2 separate regions of the Mus musculus genome follow, and region 2 is linked to region 1. The links are chromatin loops, found by intact Hi-C in ENCODE. Cell type or tissue: left cerebral cortex. All regions are shown on one strand. Each heading gives the region's core, and the rest is flanking DNA. Links, peaks and the distances in the headings are about the cores only.

Region 1 (4,404 bases), core at 204-4,203:
CACTCTATTATTATCACGGTTGTTCTTTAAAATTTGCTTCTTAACTTTAGATTGTGTTTTGGAAACCAGGTTTTCAAAGCTCCCAGATCTTGTTGGCCAATTTAAAATGTTGATAGTAATATACCCTGGAAGAAGCTCATATCAATAAAGAACTCAAAAGCACTATATTCCCATTCAGTTACTGGAGGATAACCTCTCTGTGAAATACAGATTGCCTACTTTTTAAAAGAAAAAAATCACAACAAAGAATTCCACCCCTCCCAACCTCTAATATTTTTCAAAGTGTGAATTGAAGAGGACTTAGAGACAGATGGGTCTGGATGATCAAGTTACCTGTTATAGCAGCACATCTGCCGGGGCAGTCAATCACTGTGATGGCTCTGACAGGTCGATGGAGCCAGAGCAAGAGTGGCTAATGCAGACAGAACGGCTGGGGAAGCACAGGCCTCCTGCTTGTCTCCTGGGTTTGACTGGTCTGAAACCCGTACTTGAATTTGCTCTGGTTAAAAAAATCTGTCTATTGTGCAATGATATTAGATGAGAGATTTGGGATCCCACGTTTTTTGAAAAGCCAACATATTGAACACATATGATAGGGGATGATTTGGTTAGCAATTCCAAGCTGTCAGTCAATATTTGGTCTTACTTGGGGGATGTGGTAGAAAGTATGGGCAAAAAAAGAATAGAAAGGAAAGAGGTAGAAATTAATTTCCAATCTTCATTTTCTCCAAAAATGTCAAAAGAAGAAAGACATAAAACACTCGTTCTGCGATGCCTAATTTTGAGAGCTCAGTACAATAAAAATTAGCATTGAATAGAACAAAGGCAATTCTTAGAATGTCAAGAAGCAAAATTATTAAAATTTAGGTAGGCCTGATTCTTTACTTTCTCTGTATACATGATACTTTCTTCTGCTTTTCAATCATAAAGAGAGTGTTTATCAAGTCTAACAGATCCAAATATTTGGTAATAGTACAAACAACATATGAAACAAGCAACTAAGATTTCTCAAACAATTGAAAATACATGTTTCTATTAAGTAAAGAACTACTTGCATTCATGCATAATACATTTGCAGAAATGAAGATGTTGGAAGACAATGGAGGTCTTGATATTTCTTATTTCTTCCAATGACTTAATTCATCAGTTGTTGAAATCACCTGGATATAAAGTATTACCTTCCAAGTCCTAAATCTCAAATAGATACCTCAAAGCTAGGGATTTGCAAGAACTACAGCAAGTTAAATGTGCAGTTAGTGCCATTGATGTATTTATGTGTACATATCTACTTATAATATGTACATATGTCTTGTATTGGTGACTAGAAATATGTATTTATATGTTTAGAGTTAGAATACATATATTTCTTTGAGAAATAACAAAATATTCTATAAGTGAAACATTATTATTATCCCACTGCAGAACTACAGTGAGCAAACATTTTTGAAAAGAGGGCAAGATGTTAATACATGCAGAACTGCTGTTAGTAGCGATTTTCTCCACAATGCTAAACTGATGGGGACTCGTGGAAGAGCCATTAAACAGATGCGTTGCTTTTCAATACATCCTTCAAGTATTTTTGCTCCGTCATCCACATTTTTAGTAAATGATGCTAAATGTTTTCAAAATATTACTATTTAGCTTTTTTTACTTGAATTTTGTAAGTGGACTCATATTTAGCCGCAGATGGCTTTAGATACCAGAATTGAAATAAAGTTATTTATGTTTCAACTATAATTCCATACCTCTAGTTTGGGGATGGTATATATTAAACAAAAAAATTTTCAATTTCTTTACATTTTTCTTTCTGAATAAGCTTACAATTAAGTTTTTTTCCCTAAATTATGGTTTTATCATATTTCAGATATACATTCATAGTTCATTCATCACGTTTAGTTATAAAATGTGACCCTAATCTTTTAAGTATTTTAAAATAGGTGAAATTGACAGTTATATTTTTAAAATATTTGATTAGAAATTAATTTTCACAATTTTATATTAATTCATATTAAACAAATGAAGGTAGATATATGCTATTTGATGAAACATGAATAGTCTGTAATGATGCTTAACAGCTCAAAAGGACCCAGTCTCCATTGCAGTCACTGGACAGGGTGGGTATATATTGTTTTAATGGATGGGAAAAATAAAAGTTTAGATTTTTTTTTACCAGTTATTAGAGATTTATGAATTAATTAGGGGAATTTGCCAACCTAATTTTATTTAAACATAATTTACATTTTATTTAAATTTTGTTCATAAATGTATTCAAAACATTTTATTCATCAACAGTAATGGTGAAACAAAATTAAAAAGAGAGTTTGGAAATAGCTTTTTTTTTTTTTTTTTTTTTTAGTATAGGTCAAAATATTCTGGCAACAGGAACTAGTGTTGTTCAGAATCACCGTGCTCTGCAGGGAAGTAAACAGAGTGTCTTACAGGAATAGAATTTTCTGGCTAGAGCATATGGGGGCAGGGTGATAAAGCAGGAGCTACAAGAATAAAAAACAATTTTTTTTTAGACATCCTCAAAACAAAACTTCAGCTTTTAAAATCATTTGTACAATGACAACTATGGTGTTAGGGGTGTGCTCATAATATAGAAAATGGAATTAGTGGTTTCCAGGGTGAGGTCTGAGCCCTTTGGAGTCACTGTCATCTGTCTCAGGCAAAGGCAGCCTTCTTAAAAGGAGATAATGCCCCAGAAGGTCAAGGTTAGTGGAGAAAAAACCGTGGAGCGCCTCAGCTTGCTAAGCTCTAATAGACATGCATCTATTACTGGTCGACTTTCCCTGACACACAGAGCGACACCAGTCCAATCTTCACTGACACCGTGATACAGAGAAAAAATTCACTCAAATAAAATTTTCTGTTTTTTTATGCAAAGAGAAAACATATTTTCAAGAGTTAAAACTCCAGAAAACCTCAGGTCTTTAATGCATAAACTGGAGACAATTTTGTCAGAAGTCAAATGAGACAGAGCTCTTGCTGATGGCATGTAGCTTGTCTAATCTGTATGGCATATTTTTGGATTTTGATCATAGTAAACAAGGAATAATTCATCCTAACAGTGAAAAATTAAATACAGTTATGGATTCAGAGGCAATCTGTAACTATTTTGGGGTCTATTAAATTTTCTTATTATTTTTTTCATCTTTTTCTGCCTGTTTTGTTGAACATTTCCATATTGAAATTAATATAGAACTTAATTAAATTGATATGAGCTTTCTATTCTTTTTCTGGGTCCATAATAACTCAAGGACAAATTACCTTCTGCAAACAAATCGTATTTACTTATTTTCCTGGAAGATGTTTAAATATTACCATTTGCTTGATTAACTGTCTACCTTAAATTTAGAGATTCATATTATTAAAAACAGTGCATTGTTTCAAAGCCAATACAAATCACGTCACTTTCTATCTAATCACTGCCTTTACTGCCATTAGCACAATGGTTAAATGGGGAGAGCTCCTCATGTTCTCAGAGATGCTCACTGTAGACAGGAAAAAAAAAAAAGCCCCAACTTGATACTGTGCTGGTATGCTGTAGCCGAGCTATTTTTAATATTTCCTTGTAACTGATTTGTAAGTGGATTGTGCTTAGGCGGTGTCAGAACTTTCCTGTCAGCTACTTTAACAGCAAAGAGATAGCTTGATGAATTATTCATTGAAGGCAATTTTCTCCTAGTCACTGAGTCATCAATCATAGTTGCCTAAAGAGCCTTGAATTGGCCAGCGGAGCTCTATTCACAGGTAGTGTGATTTAGGGAATAGGAGCCACATTCATTCTGACAAGTCAGGTAGCAGTAAGTAACTGAAGGTGTCTCCTTTACAGACTGCTAATGAGTCACCAAAATCGCATACTATTTCCAATTCCCTTTTTTGTTTTTTCCCCCTTTTTCAAAATATCACTCAGAATTGTAGCCATAGGGTGGTTTTGCCAAACAAAGGTGCAGTTGGATGAAAAACCAGTGTAAATATTTGCACATTTTTTCTGGCAGAAATCCTACTCTGAAAAGAACCTCTTCAAAAGGGAAAAGTGATTTGATACATGATTGCACGCATTTACCCATGTAATTGAAATAATGAGAGATGATTGCTTTGAGCTAATAGTCATAAGTTACTGGTCTTTTTGTTTAATCCAACCATCAGCTGTCAAGAGCCTCGCAGGAGCACGGGGAAGATGCACCAAGGATATCATTTACATCACCTCAGACTGTAATTTTGTTGTTTTTTTCAGAGCTGATACAAGCGTCAGATTCTATACAAATCTCCCTGGAGCATAAGCGCTCTGGTGTTGTTTTGATAGGAGCAGAGAGGAGAGGAGCACGTATACGCCTGCTCCTAGTAGCTTAAATGCTCTCAAGATCACAAATAAAATAAAAGCACATTTTGGGCAGAGTT
Region 2 (4,404 bases), core at 115-4,114, 120 kb after region 1:
CACTGCTAGCAAGGCAGCTCCTGTGACTTAGTCTGCCTAGCCCTCAGCATGTTTGAGAACCTTGCCTTAAATAGATTAGTGTCTCTGTGCTGTTCCCCACAAATGCAGGAGGTGCCACTTGGCTGGAAGTCCAAGCTTCCTACTGCTACCTGCATTTTTTTGCCTCACCCCAGCCTTCTCACCCTGGGTCACCAACCCACAGCCCCCAGAAACAAATCCAGGTGTTTCTGAAACTCTCTGAGTCCTCTTTAGTAGTAATTTATTCCATATGTTTATTGCTCTCCGTGTGAAATAATTTCAACAGTTTCTTTTTTTTTTTCTTTGTCACTGCATTCAAATTAGCCCACAGTCAAATCCGATGGAGGAGTAACACTTTCAGAAAACACCAAGTCCTGTGCTGTGGAAAGCCGAGGGATATTGCAGCCTGTGAGAGAAGGAGAAAAGAACAAGCAGTTGGGGCTTGACATTAGCTTATGAGGGAGAGACTTCTGGAATACCTCACAGGGCTTGGGAGAACAGCTTTACTGGAGTTCTGACTACAGTTTGCATTTCCCCTGGGTGTCAATTTTATGAAACAAAGTGATGGGATGATTTCTATCACTTGAGAAGCTGTGTTGTTGGTTTTTTTTTTTTTTTTTTATAAATGATGCATTGGCAACAGCAAAAATTGTTATGGTAGGAATCAAATTGGTGCTTCCTTACTGGAAATGGAAGGAACGGAACATGGTGCTTGTCAGTTTATTTCTGAGCTCTGCTTTTCAAACTTTAATTTGAGAGGATGTGGGGAGGTGCAATGGAAATCCCAATCCCTGTTAGGAGAGCACTGTATTTTATATTTTTGTTTCATCATCTCTACGATCAGAAGGAAATTATCCTTTATACTTTAGAAGAGAAAGCACTGTCAGTTCTAAATCTATTTTGGGGGGAGGGGAAGAAAGGGAATGATTTATGGATTAAATCAATGGATTCTGTGTAAAAAAAAAAATCTATTTCTACATCAGGGCATTGGCCTACCTTGTGACAACATGAAGAATCATCAATAATTAGCATTTTTAAGTGATCAAAATGTGCTTTTAGAATCAACTTCTGTTCATAGCATCTTCTCATCATGGAACTGGAGTTTAATAACAAATATCTCATTTTTGCCCGTTTCTCAGAGCATTCTTGCTAAAGTAACCATCATCTCCATTTTCATGTGTGGCTTTCCCCTTTGGGTGAACAGGTGAGGGCAAAGTTCTTTCTTTTCTTTTTTTCCCCCAAGACAGGGTTTCTCTGTGTAGCCCTGACTGTCCTGGAACTCACTTTGTAGACCAGGCTGGCCCCGGACTCAGAAATTTGCCTGCCTCTGCCTCCCAAGTGCTGGGATTAAAGGCGTGTACCACCACCACCCAGCAAGGGCAAAGTTCTTATACAGCAGAGTTAGTGGTAACCACTGGTTTTATTCTGCTGTTGAAACACATTTTAAATGCAACTATTATTTGAAGTCACTATGGCAATAATTAGGACTGACTTCATGTGCATTCAAAGGAAGACATGACGCATAGCACTGTGTGCAAATTATCTCTTTAGATGATTTCAGTAGCTCTGGGATGCAAGCTGATTATTTTCTCCATTTTACAGATAGTAAAATAAAGGCACTATGACAAGAGTGGCCTTCAAACCAAGTCCATTTGCATAGAGAGCTTACACTCTCATTGTTAAAGTTGTGTGCAAAGTATACGATAATAACATTATTTCACAGATGATCCCTATTTATAATTGAATCTGGCTCATAACTCCCTTAAAATGTTCCTTTTCGGCTGAAGTTGTCTATACTTGGTGTCCATCCAACTGAGCGGTGGCAGGAGGCAAAGGAAATACAGCGAGTTCTGGTTGAGGCAGGAACAGATTTTAAGATTCTGTTTAGATTTTGAGACAGTCTGGAGCCTGGACCAGGATCCAAAGCCTGCTGAAAGAGAGTTGCCTTTTCATAACAGCATGGAGTAAGAATTTCCATAGAAACTTAACTCAAGCACAAAAGTTGACCTGGCTTTAAATAAATAAATACATAATCAGAAACAAGAATGGTTCCTATTTGCTCTCTGTTGGTATTTGGTCACAGACTCAACTGTATCGGGTTTCAAGGTATATTCCTTCCCAGGCCGTGACTTAGAACTAGCCAGGTGTGTAGATCAGGTTCCTACTTTCTTACTACGGGGCCTTTTCTCTGCTTTTAGGTGACTGGTTAGCTTTTGCATTGTACACTGCACTCTGGGGTCTTACTATGATAACCCATGATGACTCTCAAAATGGGAGAGCATCCATATTGTTTTCTTCCTTGTATACTTTACCTGTGGTACACAGACCTAAACTTTTCTTAGTTTTGCTGGTCATGGCTTCTTGCCCACATTTGGCCTTTATGGTCTAGACTACTCAGCAAAGAGTGGCAGGGAAGGCTTTCATCATGAGATGAAATAGGAAAACAAAACTCTTAGATTCTTGGACATGGGCTGACTGTTTTTCCTCCCAGGAGTCTTTTGTATTCTTGTGTCAAATTTTAAGTATACTCCCAAAAGTTACTTTGTACTCTGCTCATATTCTAATATCAATAGCTACCATTTTGTTGAGTTGGATTCTGGCTTCTTATTGTTCATGACTTATTGTTAGGTATCATTACACTTACCTACTATCAATTTCTCATTGTTTCTGAGACAGACTTACTCATGCTACACTTTGAATACTCAAGAGAAGGAAAGTGCTCATTGTTTACTGTCCAGGAACTATAAGTAACCAGAACACTATTCTTAAACTTATTTATATTTCCTTGACTGTATCTCACAGTAAATAAATAAATAAATAAATAAATAAATAAATAAATAGAAAAGAACTATTTTCTTATGCTTGAAAATAAAAACTTAGTTCGAGGCCAGCCTGGTCTACAGAGTGAGTTCCAGGACAGCCAGGAAGACACACAGAGAAACCCTGTCTCAAAAAACCAAAACCAAACAAACAAAATTAATTACATTTATAACATAAACATAGTCATTTCACTCATTTATTTGAAACCAAGATTATAATTGAGCAGTTGATACTTTGTTGAGTATTTATTGATATCTACTAACTACCAGATTTTAAATAAGCATTGAAGAGCATTCACCTTAGTAGGAGAGCCCTGGGATGCTACAGAAGCAGGAAGTAAGGGCTTGGAGCTGATAGAGCCAGGTAACCAAAGGGAGAGTAGGTTGATGGTAGGGCAGAGAGGGCACATGGTCTCTGGGCATGGTTAGTGATACAAAGATTTTGGAGGGATACTAGAAAGTTTGAGTGATGAATGTGATCTGCTGTTTCTGTGGAGAACAGACACATAAGGTCAAGGACAGAAGCAAGGAGAAGTGTAAAGGGAAGAAAGATAGTGCCTGCGACTGAGGATGGCACCTTCAGAGAAAAGAAAAGTGAAGGATTTTATACAGAGCTTGGAAACTTCATTCTTAGACTGCAGGACTTTGTGTAATATACATATAAATATTATATAGTCTCAGCATATGGTATCACCAAGGATTATGAGCTTTGGTCTGGAGCTTGTAATTGAGAACATAATTGACAAGAAAGATGTTTCCTCCTAAACATAATTACTGAAAATCTAAAATGAACTCCTCAAAGCTTTAGCACTTGGGTAAAAATATCCACATATATTTACATATGCATAGGAGCTTAAGTACTTATCTCAAGAAGTATAAATAATCTAATAAGCAAGGCAGTCTATGAATTATTATTCTTCAAGATTTGAGACTATTCTAATATTAAATTATCCATTTTTTAAAATTGGAACAGAAAATACAGCCCTAAATCAGAGCTCTGACAGTAGTTTTCTATGGCGATCCATATTACCTCATCTTGGAAGAAACACACAGCTCATTTCAGAGGGTATAAGAACGAGGCAGGGTAGTTCTAATGTGAAGTGGGCCAAGGAATTTCTAAAAAGAGCCAACCAGAAGGAAAAAAAAAAAACAAAAAAACAAAAAACCTCAAATTGGGATCCTTCCAGGCATAGGAGCATATGAAGAAGTGCCTAGGCGTGCTGTTACATGGGTAGAAAGTGGACCTAAGAAAACCTACTGTGTGTCGGCTCACTATGTCATGATTTACAAAGAACATGCAACAGGCTAATAGATTGAGTATACTTTATTTCAAAAATTCTTTGGCTAGAGAGGCCTGAAGTAACCAGGCAGAAATTGAATGTTTGACAAATGTGTGGTAGTTTGACTATTAAAATCTCTGGTCACGGATAATAATGCAATGCTCCTTGGCGGGCAAAATGAAAAGCTATCAGAATAATATTTGCTTTCATCTGCTCTGATATAATGCTGAGAGTACCCGCTTATTTGTGGTTTCTTCCTGGGGTGCGTTCTGAATCCCATAAATTTC

Evidence for each region. Peaks named below come from ENCODE experiments on the same cell type or tissue, not always from the same donor. Only the 100,000 strongest peaks of a DNase experiment are listed, where the experiment ranks them.
Region 2: a loop joins it to region 1, with 6 times the contacts of the local background. A loop is called at or near these places in 3 of 42 quality-filtered maps.

The regions. Positions count from the first base shown.
Region 1 is chr12:49,945,276-49,949,679 of GRCm38, reverse strand. No RefSeq gene overlaps it. Among named protein-coding and RNA genes, the nearest start is that of Gm40418, 170 kb to the left of the region's middle. In left cerebral cortex, for the core only: no CTCF peak of the experiment used is centred there; DNase peaks (open chromatin) are centred at 351, 2,679, 3,644 and 4,193; H3K27ac peaks cover 882 bases.
Region 2 is chr12:49,828,338-49,832,741 of GRCm38, reverse strand. No RefSeq gene overlaps it. Among named protein-coding and RNA genes, the nearest start is that of Gm25015, 250 kb to the right of the region's middle. In left cerebral cortex, for the core only: no CTCF peak of the experiment used is centred there; DNase peaks (open chromatin) are centred at 367, 1,864 and 2,185; H3K27ac peaks cover 639 bases.